Linked DNA regions of Homo sapiens: region 2 is linked to region 1. Evidence: read pairs that join two places in POLR2A ChIA-PET (ENCODE). Cell type or tissue: GM12878. All regions are shown on one strand.

Region 1 (8,000 bases):
AGCTCTTATCCAGGCGCCCCAGTGGAGCCAGCAGACTTCACTTATCAGACCTTGCTGCGATAAGCAAACCCCAATTACAAACCATCCAGACTGCACAGGGGAGGTCGTGGGAAGCATAAACAAACTTTACCTAAACCCTCCTGTAAGTTCCTTCATCTGGCTGCTACCATAAATGTCACAAGGTTATATATGGCAAAGTTAACCAACAAACGACCCCAGGGTCTCTCTCCCCCATATAAACCCCTCATTTTGTAAGCTCAGGGCTGCCTCCTCTGTCTGTGGTGGAGCAGCCAGCAGGTTCAATAAACTTACTCGCCTGACTTTGGGTCTATTTTTCCTTTCTCTCGGCTGACCTTACAATATATGAGATGCTGAATAAAAGAAGATTTACCAAAAATGGAAGTTAATGTTTTCTGAAACTCTATATGAAATGTTTTCATTTTACTGTAAATTGCCAAAATATATATAAAATCATATAAAGAACATTCTGAATATGTTCAAATTACAGAAACATTACCCAAAAACATCATCACATATCTGAAAAAATAACTTTTACATATGAATAATGCTCATCTTTTTTGCATAAAGATGATGCCAACCAACCTATCACTGGAAGGACGTTAGACTATGAGAAATTTTTCCAGTTGTGGTGAAGAACTGGTTTTAAGCCATCTCCCATTTCCTAGTTCTTCATGCATGAGGGTAGCTAGTTTATAAAGGTCATTAATTAATGGTCTTCTAAAAAGAAAAGCAAACCAAATTTATCAAACCAGCTGTAGAAAAAAAATAGTCAAGCAAGAGTTTGTGTAGTCAATGGTGTGGCTGATTTTCTCACATTCATTTCTAACCACACTCTCAATCCCCGTTATTGATTTGAAAAGGTTATCAGTTTCCTGGCAATCTCGGTGATTGTTTTAGTCCAGAAATGGGCACATGAGCTCAGGTGGCCCAATCACCACTGATTTATAGATGACAGACATGAAAAAGGTTCTCTGTCTACTAATGGATGTGAACAAGGAAGCATATATTACCAACTGCCACCACGAGGGAACTATCTTGGGATGAAGCCCACAGCACAGAAGAAACAGACTGAAAAGTAACTGGATCCTTCTAGACTTCAAACCATGCCTGGAGAAAAATCCACCTATGAACTTCCTATTATGTGAGGTAATAAATGTCCTTATTGTTTAAGCTAGAATCAGGTATTTAATACTTGTACCTAAAAACATGCTGAAAACAGAAGACTTGGTCCCTGACAATTTTGTGCAGTCACCATATCAAACCTGGAGATTGCCCTTGTAATGATATTACAGAATTTCCACAAATTTGGAGGGCATACTTTCAATAATTTGATTAATTATATATATCATCTGGCTTCATAAAATTCTCTTTTAGGATTGGGGAACCTTTAAAAAGACAGTATGATGTCTTCTAAAGCAAATAAAACTGAAGTATAAGAAGTCCATGTGATGTGAAAAGATGTTACAAAAAAACCCCCAAAGAAATAAAAAATTAAAGAGAAAAAATAAAATATTTTAAAAAAGAAGTCCATGTAATTATCAGTTGGGAGAAACATGGCATCCATACAAAAATATGGTGAACTGAGAAATAAATATGAATGCTCAAATTCAAAGTCACAAAGTTAATACTCTAAATGGCAGGAACAGATTTGTAATTGAGCCATTTCTTCCATGAGCATTTGTTCCATTTCTTCCATAGTGATCTTTCTACTCGTTTACACATTTTATAAACAATTATACTCTACCCTCATTATGCTTAGCATCTTATTTTAAGAAGGATCTTAACGTGCTGTTTCTTAATCAGAAAAAAAATCATTAAAACTCTAAAGGTGCAGTATGCAAGTACCCATCACCTCACCAAAGTCTCTCTAGTAAAATCCTTTTGACCAAAGCACAGTCCTTATTTCTAATCTTTAAGGTAGTTATCCATAAAAAAATTCCTAGTCTACTGTAACTAGAATTTTCTAAAGTCCTTAATACAGAATGAGGGAAATCATTTATTTGGACATCCTCATACAATGCTTAAAACCTGTTTTAGAATGATTACAGAAAATGGATTAAAAAATTGACAATTTTGGAGAAGCCAAACAAAATCTATGATTGGAAAACACACATTTCATGTTCTTATACTATAAATATTCCAGGATAGAGTACTGTCATTCAACCCACAAAAGACAAAAAGAGAGGGCCGGGCGCAGTGGCTCACGCCTGTAATCCCAGCACTTTGGGAGGCCGAGGCAGGCGGATCACAAGGTCAGGAGATCGAGACCATCCTGGCTAACACGGTGAAACCCTGTCTCTACTAAAAATAGAAAAATTAGCCGGGCGTGGTGGCGGGCACCTGTAGTACCAGCTACTCAGGAGGCTGAGGCAGGAGAATGGCGTGAACCCGGGAGGCAGAGCTTGCAGTGAGCCGAGATCGCGCCACTGGACTCCAGCCTGGGCAACAGAGCAAGACTCCATCTCAAAAAAAAAAAAAAAAAAAAAAAAGATAAAAAGAGAAAGAAAACCCTCCAAGCTCTAACTTAAGGCTTCTCCACATTGGCAGCTCTTGGCATGTAACTTGCCCTGGCCATTTGTAACTGCTTAAGAATTGAAACAACCAAAGCATATTTTGCCCAAAAGTGACAGAAATGCAACAAACGACCAATTACTTGAGGGAAGGAAGAATGCAAGAAAAATCTATCACTGGCTAGAATTTCAGGGAACTTATAATTGGGAAAACTTCCAGCTCAAAAATATGAAGAAACAATTTTTAAGAGTTTCAAGGTTTTCATATTAATGTCAGGAATGATTATTACACTCCTCTAATTTTTTACTTCTGAAGTTCTTACTGTCTATCCTTTAAGTCTCCTGCCTCGTAATTTCTGTTTATAATTTTGCTATGTACTTTGAAATAATCTGCTACCTAATTTTTTTTTTTTTTTTTTTGAGATGGAGTTTCATTCTTACTGTCCAGGCTGGAGTGCAATGGCGTGATCTCAGCTCACCGCAACCTCCACCTCCTGGGTTCAAGCAATTCTCCTGCCTTAGCCGCTCAAGTAGCTGAGATTACAGGCATGCGCCACCACGCCCTGCTAATTTTTTATTTCTAGTAGAGACGGTGTTTCTCCATGTTGGTCAGGCTGGTCTAGAGTTCCTGACCTCAGGTGATCCGCCCGCCTCGGCCTCCCAAAGTGCTGGGATTAAAGGAGTGAGCCACTGTGCCCAGCTGCTACCTGATTTTCTAATCAACTAATTTAACCTCCGTGACTCTCTTTACCTATATTTTACCACATATTTATAGATATTTACACTTATTTTCTATTAACTGCTCCTAAGATCCATCACATATATTCATCTAAATACATATGCTTGGGCTTCAGCCCAGGGTTATGTATCTCTCAGGGTGTCCTCCAACCCAAAGAAGTGAAATCACTGCATAATCTCCATGGTTTAAGGCTTATAAGCTATCTGAGAGCCCCATCAGCAATTTGGCTTCGGAGGTTCATGGGTTAGCTTTAGAGTTAGGAGTAAAAAGGAGGTATAGTAGACACTGTAAAGAAGCACTCATATCCCACTTCAAGAAAGAACTGCTGGGAATCCTGCTTGCTGAAAGCCTCTATCTGTGAGATTCTACAGAAGCTGCCTCAGTTGCAGAGAGCCAACTTGTCCCTGGTCACAGTTCTTCTCAGGCTGGCCCATGTTCAATATGGAATAATTGGAGTATAAAGGCCTGGCTATCTTGGCCCAACTTGGTATAGCTCTCAAGGGCCATTCTGGCTCCAGAGCATCCCATGAAGTTAGTAAAGGCTGTCACAGCTTAACTTCTCCTTCTGTCCAATACTGGTTCTACCCTCCACCTTCCAAAGCTGTTGAACATAAAGGAAACTCCTTACTGAGGAACATAACCTACAACAATAGACTGACTGCAGTGAGCCTCCATTTTCCCACAATCCCCTATCCAATTACTATTTTAAGACTTAAAATAAATTCCTACAAGTAAAATGACCAAATAAAGTGACATGACATTTTTTTAAACTCTTCATTCATATCACCAGCCAGAAAAGCTAAGAAAATATTTTACAAAGCCTTTTTTCCTTCTGCATCAAATTCATCTGGAATCACAGAAAAGATAAATGATTACCAAATTATACCATCTTCAGACCAAAATTGTTTCTTGGAATTCTTGTAAGACAGAAAGTAGATGAGAGCAAAATGACAATTAAGGGTAAGAAAAACCACAGCCCAAAACACACACAAAACAGGTTCTACCATTTTCTACTATAGAAATAGAAGCCTTTTTTTGTTTGTTTTTTTTAAAGGAACTAAACTCAAGAGAAATGCCAAGCTCAGAAAACTTTACACAGAAAAGATGACTATGAATCAGGGCAAATAATTACAGGGCTGTCTTCAGAAGAACAAGGCCAGTAAGTCGCCTATGTACATATACCTGAGCAGTTCACTCACAGAATTACACATTTACTACATGGTTTACTCCCAGGAAGTTATGGTTTATAATGTGTTCTCTAAAAATAAATGTCTATTTGCCCAGGGTTAGTAGTTCTCTTATCCTGTACTAGATCCAAAGAGAGGAGAAGGAGGTAGCCAAAGGTAACAAATGTCTCTATAAACTGGTAATCTTGAGGGTATGAGTATGTGTTGGAGAGGAAGGGAGAGGGCTATTAGAGACAGATTCTAGTTTTGGACTTGGAGAAAGACAATGAAGAGAACAGATAGAGAATTTTATTTTAGCCAGGTGCGGTGGCTCACGCCTGTAATCCCAGCACTTTGGGAGGCCAAAGCAGGCGGATCACAAGGTCAGGAGATCAAGACCATCCTGGCTAACACAGTGAAACCCCGTCTCTACTAAAAAGTACAAAAAATTAGCCGGGCGTGGTGGCGGGCGCCTGTAGTCCCAGCTACTCGGGAGGCTAAGGCAGGAGAATGGCGTGAACCCGGGAGGCGGAGCTTGCAGTGAGCCGAGATTGCACCATTGCACTCCAGCCTGGGCGACAGAGCGAGACTCTGTCTCAAAAAAAAAAAAAAAAAAGAGAGAGAGAGAGAATTTATTTTAAGTGGCAACATGCCTTAAAAAGCCTCAAAGAGGATTTCAAAAAATAAATAACAAAACACATCTAGGAAATAGAAACCACCAGCTTGAAATATTAAAATATACTGAATACATTTGCATACCCCTGCATCCATTTTCTCCTTCCTCTTCCCCCTATTACACATTAATCAAGCTGCTAACTACCTATCAATGCCCAGGTCATCTACACAACACTAAATGAAGCACATGTTTTCAAGGACTTAAATCCTTAGATTATCCTTCTCTTCTCTCACCTTACTAGATTACTCTCACCAGCTAGTTTGCTAACACAGTCTAGTTGCCACATGCCCTCCCTTCCAAAAAAGAAAACACATATCCAAGATCAATCTCCTTGGATTCATTACCTTCATAACCAAAATTTTTAAGTGGCCAGGCATGGTGGCTCACACCTGTAATCTCAACACTTTGGGAGGCTGAGGCGGGAGGATCGCTGGAGCCCAGGGGTTCAAGACTAGCCTGGGAAACAAAGCAAGACCTCTGTCTCTAAAAAAAGTACAAAAAATAGTTAGGCGTGGTGGCGCGCACCTCTAGTTCCAGCTACTCAGGAGGCTGAGGTAGGAGAATCACTTGAGCCCAGGAGTTTGGGGCTGCAGTGAACCATGTTTCTGCCACTGCACTCCAGCCTGGGTGACAAAGCAAGACCCTGTCTCAAAAAATAAAATTAAAAAAAAAATATATATATATATGTGAAAAATAAAGCTATAGTCACAGTCTAACATAGTGTTAAAAGTTAAAAGATTTATTGTTTAACAACCACTAAGTAGCAAGTACACGTAGCCTCATATGTAAACCTAATTTTCAAGTCTAGGTCTCTCTTTACATGCTCTCAAAATAGCATGTCCTCCAACTACATAAAGGTGCAGCAATAAAAAAGTAGCAGATTGCATAGAATTCTACAGGCATACCCTGTTTTATTGCACTTTGCTTTATTGTGCTTCACAGATATTTGCGTTCTTTACAAATTGAAGGCTCACAGCAACCCTGTGTAGAGCAAGTCTATCGGTGTCATTTTTCCAACAGCCATGTGCTCACTTAATGGCTCTGTGTCACATTTTGGTAAACCAATATTCCATACATTTTCATTATTATTGTTATCTGTTATGATGACCTGTGATCACCGATCTTTGGTGTTACTACTGTAATTGTTTTGGGGAATCACTAACTGTGCCCACATAAGACAGTAAACAATCGATAACTGTTGCATGTGTTCTGACTACTCCACCAACAGGCCATTCCCTAGTCTCTCTCCCTCTCCTTGGGCTTCTGTATTCCCTAATACATGACAACATTGAAATTATGCATATTAATAACCCTACGATGACCTCTTAGTGTACAAGTGAAAGAAAGAGTTACGCATCTCTCACTTTAAATCCAAAGCTAGAAATCATTAAGCTTAGTGAGGAAGGCACTTTGAAAGCTGAGACAGACCAAAAGCTAGGCCTCTTGTGCCAAACAGCCAAGTTACGAATGCAAAGGAAACATTCTTGGAGGAAATTTGAAGTGCTATTCCAGTGAATGCACAAAAGACAAGGAAGCAAAAACAGCCTTACTGCTGATATGGACATGGTCTGAGTGGTCTGGATAAAACATCAAACCAGCCACAACATTCCCTTAAGCCAAAGCCTACTCCAGTGAAAGGCCCTAACTCTCTCCTTAGTTCTATGAAGGCCAAGAGAAGTGAAGAAGCTGCAGAAGAAAAGTGTAAAGCTAGCAGAGGTTGGTTCGTGAAGTTTAAGGAAAGAAGCCATCTCCATAACACAAAAGCGCAAGATGAGGCAGCAAGTGCTGATGGAGAAGTGTAGCAAATTATCCAGAAGATCTAGCTAAGATCACTGATAAAGGTAGCTACACTAAACAACAGATTTTCAATCTCCGTGAAACAGCCTTCTATTGAGGAAGATGCCATGTAGGACTTTCAGATGTAGGACTTTCATCAACATCTGGCTTCAAAGTTTCAAAGGACAGACTGACACTCTTGTTAGGAACTAATGCTGGTGGTGCCTTTAAGTGGAAGCAATTGCTCATTTACCATTCAGAAAATCCTAGGGACCTCAAGAAATATGCTAAATCTACTGTCTATGCTCTATAAATAGAACAACAAAGTCTGAATGACAGCACATCTGTTCACAGCACAGTCGACTGAATATTTTCAGCCCACTGTTGAGAACTATTGTTCAGAAAAAAAGACTCCTTTCAAAATATTATTGCTCACCGACAATGCACCTGGTTACCCAAGAGCTCTGATGGAGATGTACAAGCAGATTAATGTTGTTTTCATGCCTGCTAACACAACATCCATTCTGCAGCCTATGCATCAAGGAGTAATTTTGACTTCCAAGTCTTTTTTTTTTTTTTTTTTCTGAGACAGAGTCTCACTCTGTCACCCAGGCTGGAGTGCAATGGTGCGATCTCAGCTCACTGCAACCTCCCCCTTCTGGGTTCAAGTGATTCTCCTTCCTCAACCTCCTGAGTAGCTGGGAATACAGGCACACACCACCGCACCCAGCCAATTTTTGTATTTTTAGTAGAGACGGGGTTTCACCAGGTTAGCCAGGTGGGTCTCGACTCTTGACCTCAGGTAATCCACCTACCGAGGCCTCCCAAAGAGCTGGGATTACAGGCGTGAGCCACCGCACCCGGCCTCAAATCTTATTAAAGTAATACATTTTGTAAGACTATATAGCTGCCATAAATAGTGATTCCTCTCATGGATCTCGGGAAAGTAAATTGAAAGCCTTCTGGAAAAGATTCATCATTCTTGATGCCATTAAGAACATTTGAGGTCAAAAGGCCGGGCGCAGTGGCTCATGCCTGTGTAACCCCAGCACTTTGGGAGGCTGAAGTAGGCAGATCACCTGAGGTCAGGAGTTCGCGACCAGCCTGACCAA
Region 2 (8,000 bases), 100 kb after region 1:
AGAAAAGGTCAACAGATGCAAACACTAAAGTGAATCACATGTTTAAATTATCTAACAAGGGCTAGGCATGGAGGCTCACGCCTGTAATCCCAGCAATTTGGGAGGCCAGGCAGAAGGATCACCCGAGGTCAGGAGATTGAGACCAGCCTGGCCAACATGGTAAATCCCTGTCTCTACTAAAAATACAAAAATTAGCTGCGCATGATAGCGCACTCCTGTAATCCCAGCTACTACTTGGGAGGCTGAGGCAGGAGAATTGCTTAAATCTGGGAGGCGGAGGTTGCAGTGAGCCAAGATCGCGCCATTGCACTCCAGCCTAGACTACAGATTGAGATTCTGTCTCAAAAAAAAAATAAAATAAAATAAAAATAATAGCAAACAAACAACTAAAAAACTAGAAGGCCTCAGAAGAGCAAGAAGAAGTTTCAGAAAAAAAAAAAAAGACACAAAGTATTGTTGAGCAAGTGGCATCTGTGGCCCTATTGTCAGGAGGAGATGTCCAAGCACTTCTGCCCACTGCATCTTGGTACCAGGATCTCCAAGGAAAATACAATTCAGTCAAGCCCCGGGTAGAATAACTTTACTCACATAGAGAAGACACACAGCAAGATCGGCTTCAGTAGTGGACATTAGTTCTCCCTGGCCAACAGGTCCCTCCAACAGCCAACACACTCCTCTTGTGCTGCAGCAGAAAGATCTCATCCTCTCCCTGCAGTGGACAGATATACTAGTGGTGTGGCCCAGATGCCACGTGACACATATATTTAAGCAGAACAAAGGAGCACACATTGAGTCTGAAACAAAGACAGATATTCCCACACAAGGTAACAAGTCTAGTACAGGCTGTGAGAACTCTCCATCCCTTGGTAAGGAAGTGTTCCAGGCTCAAGGCCTATTCTCATGTGGCTGATAGGGGAGCAAAAGACTGCACCCATGGAATCAAACGAAAATTTTAGAACAAAAAAACAGAATGATCAAAATAAACTTCACATATGGGCTCAATAGCAGAATGGTGGGAACAGAGGAAAGAATCCATGAACCTCAAGACAGAACAATAGGAAATACCTGGCTGGGCAGGGTGGCTCACACCTATAAACCCAGCACTCTGGGAGGCCAAGGCGGGTAGATCACCTGAGGTCAGGAGTTCAAGACTAGCCTGGCCAACATAGTGAAACCCCATCTCTACTAAAAATACAAAAATTAGCCGGGCATGGTGGCACCTACCTGTAATCCCAGCTACTCAGGAGACTGCCGCAGGAGAATCGCTTGAACCCGGGAGGCAGAGGTTGCAGTGAGTTGAGATTGGGCCATTGCACTCCAGCCTGGGTGACAGTGAGAACCTGTCTCAAAAAAAAAGAAAAAAAAAAAAAAAGGACATACCCAATCTGAACAACAGAGAGAGAATAGACTGAAAAATAAATAAATAAATAGAGCCTCAAGGATCTGTGGCACTGTAACAAAAGACACAACACTTATGTCATCAAGTCACAGAAGGAGAGGAGAAATGGAGAAATTAGGCATAGCCAAAAAAAGTACGTCAAGAAATAATAGCTGAAAATGTCCAAAATTCACATCATCCTTGTAATTAAGCTACTCTTTCTTGGAGAGTTGTATAAACAAATTCTATACTATAATCCAGAGTGATGAGTGCCATGACCTATGCCCAAATTTCTGTGGGAGCACACAGAAGAGGCATCTTTGTCAGCCTAGAGGGACCAGGGAAGTATCCTAGAGATTAGAAGATAGGCCAGGCGCAGTGGCTCACGCCTATAATCCCAGCACTTTGGAAGGCTGAGGCTGGTGGGTCACCTGAGGTCAGGAGTTTGAGACTGGCCTGGCCAACATGGTGAAACCCCGTTTCTACTAAAAATACAAAAAAATTACAAAATAAAAAAAAATAAATAAAAATACAAAAAAATACAAAAATTAGCCAGGCATGGTGGCGGGCGCCAGCTGCTCGGGAGGTGGAGGCAGGAGAATCGCTTGAACCCGGGAGGCAGAGGTTGCAGTGAGCCGAGATCACGTCATTGCACTCCAGCCTGGTTGACGAGAGCGAGACTCCGTCTCAAAAAAATAAAAAATAAAAAAAAAGATAGATTGGTAGGAGCTGGAAAGTGAGTATAGGGAGGTTTATATTCCAGGCAGAGGCAGCAACATACCTGCAAGCACACAGAAGGCTAAGAATATGGGAGTTCTGATAAATTCAAGAAGTTGAGTGTGGTTGCGGCCAAGAGGATAAGGGAAAAATCAGGAGTTGAGGCTGAAAAATTAGGCAGCACCATGAAGAGTCTAGAATGGAATGCTAAAGAATCATGCGAAAGTTTACAGTGGACTATTAAAAGATTTTAGAGAGAGAAATAATAATTGTAGGGTTGCTCTTGGTGTTAGTGCTGTTGCTGTAAACAGATTTGCTTTCACCTGGGCTCTGCACTTGGCACCAAGTTTAGTGAATACTGGCTAACTGGCTGGCAGCCTGACCCTTTTGCTAGACCAAGCGTCAGAAAACTATACTCTATAGGTCAAATCCAGCCCACTACCTGTTTTCATATAGCCATTTTATCTCAGATGAAAACTACATGAAATTCAGTTTTTGGTCTCCATATAAAAAAGGTTTCATTGAAACACAGTCATGCTTATTCAACTATTATCTATGGCTGCTTTCGTGCAACAGTATAGAATGGAATAGTTGCAACAGAAAATGTACATGGCACTCACATCATTTTGCCCTGCCGCTGGGTTCCCTACAAATCACAACGATACTGTTACAACTTGGCAGTGTTTCCAGTGCCTTACATACAACACTGAGACTTTTTAAAATTACCAGTGCAGGCCAGGCACAGTGGCTCATGCCTGTAACCCCAGCACTTTGGGAGGCCGAGGCAGGCGGATCACAAGGTCAGGAGATGGACAACATCTTGGCCAATATGGTGAAACCCTGTCTCTACTAAAAATACAAAAATTAGCCAGGTGTAGTGGCACGCTCCTGTAGTGCCAGCTACTCTGGAGGCTGAGGCAGGAGAATCACTTGAACCCGGGAGGCAGAGGTTGCAGTCAGCCGAGATTGTGCCACTGCACTCCAGCCTGGGCAACAAGAGCAAAACTCTGTCTCAATAAATAAATAAATAAATAAATAAATAATTGGTGCATACTTATCATGTTAAAACAAGAAAAGAGAGAAATATGGACTTCAGATGTCATGCCTTTAACGATTATTTTGTTATTAAATTTCATGGCAAAGCATTTATTATGCCATAACACTATAGCTTTGCTAAAAGAATACAATATATGTCAACATTATTAAACTAAGCACTCATCATAATATTCCCAACTGACAGAACAGCAACAGTGAGAACAATTAGAGAATTTAAAACAGAATATTTCATCACAGCAGAATTTCTTCACAAAAATAAAAAATGAAAATGAGGGCTGGGCATGGTGGCTCATGCCTGTAATCCCAGCACTTTGGGAGGCCAAGGTGGGCGGATCACGAGGTCAAGAGATTGAGACCATCCTGGCCAACATGGTGAAACCCCGTCTCTACTAAAAATAAAAAAGTTAGCTGGGCATGGCGGCGCGTGCCTGTGGTCCCAGCTACTCAGGAGGCTGAGGCAGGAGAATCGCTTTAACCTGGGAGGCGGAGGTTGCAGTGAGCCGAGATCACACCACTGCACTCTAGCCTGGGCCACAGAGTGAGACTCCGCCTCCAAAAAAAAAAAAACAAACAAACAAACAGGAAAAGCTGTTCAATTGAACTGTGTTTGATTACAATGGCCAAACAAATATGTCCAGAGAAAATAAACTGAAGGCTTTTAGCTAATAGCTAAAGGCTATTAGCCTTTCAGGGAGAACAATTGCTTGAAGAGTGAGGACATTGGGAGCAACATCAATAGTCCAAGGCAATTAGCTTTGAGTGGTTTTCCTTGGCTCTTTATGAGTTAACAGATATTACTGATACAATTCGGTTGTTGTTTATTAGAGGAATCAATGCTGTGTTTGAAGTAACTGAAGAATTAGCCTCTGTTGGCCCTGCACGGTGGCTCACACCTATAATCCCAGCAGTTTGGGAGGCCGAGGCAGGTGGATCACGAGGTCAAGAGTTCAAGACCAGCCTGGCCAAGATGGTGAAACCCCATCTCCATTAAAAATACAAAAATTAGCCGGGTGTGGTGGTGGGTGCCTGTAATCCCAGCTACTTGGGAGGCTGAAGCAGAGAATTGCTTGAACCTGGGAGGTGGAGGTTGCAGTGAGCCAAGATCGTGCCACTGCACTCCAGCCTGGGCGACAGAACAAGACACCAGCTCAAAAAAAAAAAAAAAAAAAGAATTAACCTCTGTGAATAGTCTGCAGGGAACAACTAAGGGGGAAAATATTTTCAAAAAAGCTGAGAATGCACTGGTTCAGTACAACATGAAGTGGAATCTTCTAAGATGTGTTACAACTGATGGTAGTAAAAATATATATGGAGAAGAAAAATGCTTAGTTGAACAAATTCACAAAGGTTGTGAGAATGTAATGTGTTTAAACCCTGTAGCTATTCATAGTCTCATTCATCAGTAGTCACTTTGCAGTAATATTTGAATCTATCATGTGTTATTGAACCAGTAGTGTCAGTGATAACTTCATTGAGTCTCATGGATTTAACCATCATCAGTTTGGTGAATTTTTGTCAGAAGTAGAAATGAATATCCAGATTTGCCCTATCACATAGCAGTTTGATGTCTTAGCAGTGGCAAATTTCTATTGTGATTCTTTTGAGCTTAAGACCAAGATTGAAAATGTTTTAATTATAAGAGCTGCCCTGTACAGCTATTATCAAAAGGAAATTACTTTTTGCTGCAGACTTGATAATGTGTCTTCATGAATTTTACCAATTATAAGGCAAAACAGCACTTATGTGTGAAATTTATACCATAGTAAAGTCATTTTGATGACAACTAACATTGCTTGAATTACAAGTAATGTCAAGCCACTTTATACACTTTCATGCTGTCAGAATTTAAAACAAGAAGTGAATTGTCAAAAAAAATTTTCAAGTGAATTATTCATTCTTATATAAATTTGCAGCAGATATATTTTCCAAGCTCAAACTATGGTTCCAAGCAGCATTTTTCAGACCTCAATGTAAATCTAAAGGAAATTTCCATATTTCAAAATTCATTTAACTGTGCGGTTGAGGAGTTTCTGCCTAATCATCAATTGGAAATGATGAATCTGCAGTGTAATGACATACTAAAAGGCAAATATCAAGAGAAGAATCTACTAGAATTCTATAAATTCCTTTCATGTGATGAATATGCTTAGTTAAAATCACATGAACATAGATCAATTCAATGTTTGGCAGTGTCCTTCTGTGTGAAAAGACATTTTCTGTTTTTTAGGGTTTTTCTTTTTCTGCTCTGTCTCCCAGGCTGGAGTGCAGTGGCACAATCTCAGTTTACTGCAATCTCTGCCTCCTGGGTTTAAGCTATTCTCCTGCCTCAGCCTCCCGAGTAGCTGGGATTACAGGCATCCACCACCATGCCCGGCCAATTTTTGTATTTTAAGTAGAGATGGGGTTTCACCATGTTGGCCAGACTGGCCTCAAACCCCTGACCTCAGGTGATCCACCCACCTCGGCCTCCCAAAGTGGTCGGGATTACAAGCGTGAGCCACCGTGCCCGGCCATGTGAGAAGACATTTTCAAAAGTGAAATACATAAAATCTTATTACAGATTAGCATTAACAAATGAACATTTGCAATGTAATCTGATGATAGGGAACATTAACTTTGAACCTCCGTCAAGTAAAATGTATTCCAAAAGCATAGAATTTTATTCTTCTCACTAGTAGACCTGTATTACCAAAAATTATACCCAATTAACTACTATTAGATTTTGAATTTCATCAATAAAGTATTTGTGGACATTTGTTTTCTCTATTGTTATATAAGTACTTACATCATATCTTCGATTCTGCCTCTTGGCCTGCCAGCAAAACTTGAAATATTTACCATCTGTCCCTATACAGAAAAAGTTTGCCAATCCCTCACCCGACTAATTGGTTCCCTGGGGGCTTCCAGTTCAAAATAATGTATTGCTATTTGCCCCCAAATGCATCCGGGCCTAACTTTTCACAAAAATTCCCTCAAATACAGAAAAAGAAAAAAAAAAGACAAGATTTCACAATATTAAGGACTAAAACTAACAGGTAACCCAAGGCTTGGATCTGGGTGAAATAGGTGTTAATTAAGAGGCGGATGGCCCTAAAGGGCTGGATTGAGAAAACCCCAGTCATGCTTTAGTTTGGCTTTATTTCCTCAAACAGACACTGACTGAAAAAGGTAGAAAGCCTCTTATTTAAAGCTCATACCGCCATTCCATAATGACCTACAATCTGTCTCCCATCTCAAAGACTTGGTGCCTAAACCAACAAGAAACATCAGTTTCTCTACCCTTCAAAGCTGCTCACCAGAATACTGATCCCCACCTCTGCCTCCACTCCACATCCCCTGAATCCCTCTATTTCCTATTGCTTATCTAGGAAGATAGATAAGTTGGCAAGAAGTAAGGGAGAATTTGGGAGAAAAAAGGAGGAGATACATTTAGAGAGGTACAGTCCCCATACATGGCTGGTTTCACGAGCGTTTGCACTGTGCAGTCACCCAGGACCCCATGAAAGAAGGCCCCATTCTTGGTTTAATGCTTTGCTGTCACTGTCTGGAAATTCTTAATTTTTTAACAAGAGGCCCCACATTCTCATTTTACATGTAATTTTCTTGCAAATTATGTAGTGGGTTCTGCCCAAAACTTTAGGAAGAGGTCAACTACTTGAAGGTCTTAAAGAAGTCTGTGCTGGGAACTATATTTTGTTGTGTATCACATTAGTAAATAAGAGGTACAAAAAGTGAAATCAAACTATGTGTACATTAATCTGTCCTCCAGCTACAGACTTGAGATGGTGATTCTGCCTCGATTTCCCTGGGCACATGATGGATCCAAGCGTAACCAGCTCACTTACCTGTGGACAGAGAAAAGAGAAACCTTGTTTTATTTGAGGGTAAAGAGAATAAAAAATACAGAGCTAGGGGAAGAACGTAGCATTCAGAAACATTAGAGGAAATGAGAACTCTTCTTCACCAGGGCCCAGAAAAAAATTTTGGAAACCCGTTAGCAGTCCTAAGGTTTCCTTCTGTAAATGGAAGGAAGAGGTGGGGACTGAGATGAAAATTCAACAGAATGAAATGAGAAACAGACAGGGTAAGGAAAATTAGCAGTACTCCCCAACAGTAGGAACAAAATTAAAGTACACATTGGAGATAGTAAAGAGCAATATTCATACAGCAAAAAAAAAATTTGAATTTGATGTCAAGAGCAAAGCTGATGCTAAGAAATTGAATGGAATGTGAAGGACAAAGACAAACAAAGAGAGAGAAGATGATAGCTGTGGAAAAAGAAGAATGGAGAATCTGGAGAACCGACATATGGATAATTTGTGTTCCTAAAAAAGGAACGAAGGCAAATGGAAGAGAAGTAATGAAAGTAACTGAAACAGAAAAGTTTTCCCTTTTTTTTTTTTTTTTATGAGATGGAGTCTCGCTCTATTTTGCAGGCTGGAGTGCAGTGTCGCAATCTTGGCTCACTGCAACCTCTGCCTCCTGGGTTCAAGCGATTCTTCTGCCTCAGCCTCCCAAGTAGCTGGGAATACAGGTGCCCGCCACCATGCCAGGCTAATTTTTTTTTGTATTTTTAGTAGAGACGGGGTTTCACTATGTTGGCCAGGCTGGTCTTGAACTCCTGACCTCATTATCTGCCTGCTTCGGCCTCCCAAAGTGTTGGGATTACAGCTGTGAGCCACCGCACCCAGCCTAAAAGTTTTCGTTTATTGAAGAACATCATATATTGATTGAAAGAGCCCACCATGTTTTAGGCAAAGTCAATACAAAGGGACACACAGCTGGAAACATCATGGCAAAAGTTTTAAGCTACAATATTAAAGTTTCTATGATTGTTCAGGGAAAAAAA

The links. ChIA-PET counts read pairs that join two places held together with the same protein. Peaks named below come from ENCODE experiments on the same cell type or tissue, not always from the same donor. Only the 100,000 strongest peaks of a DNase experiment are listed, where the experiment ranks them.
Region 2: POLR2A ChIA-PET joins it to region 1 with 10 read pairs; 14 of 35 experiments call an interaction of 5 or more read pairs at or near these places.

What each region holds. Positions count from the first base shown.
Region 1 is chrX:44,963,922-44,971,921 of GRCh38, reverse strand. The region is part of intron 3 of KDM6A (lysine demethylase 6A); the gene reads right to left. Among named protein-coding and RNA genes, the nearest start is that of KDM6A, 95 kb to the right of the region's middle. RefSeq lists an enhancer at 1-218. In GM12878, no CTCF peak of the experiment used is centred here; no DNase peak of the experiment used is centred here.
Region 2 is chrX:44,860,106-44,868,105 of GRCh38, reverse strand. LOC105373190 (a long non-coding RNA gene) reads right to left here and starts at 1,243. Exons shown (of 3, transcript XR_949040.2): 1 at 1,225-1,243; 2 at 589-709. In GM12878, no CTCF peak of the experiment used is centred here; no DNase peak of the experiment used is centred here.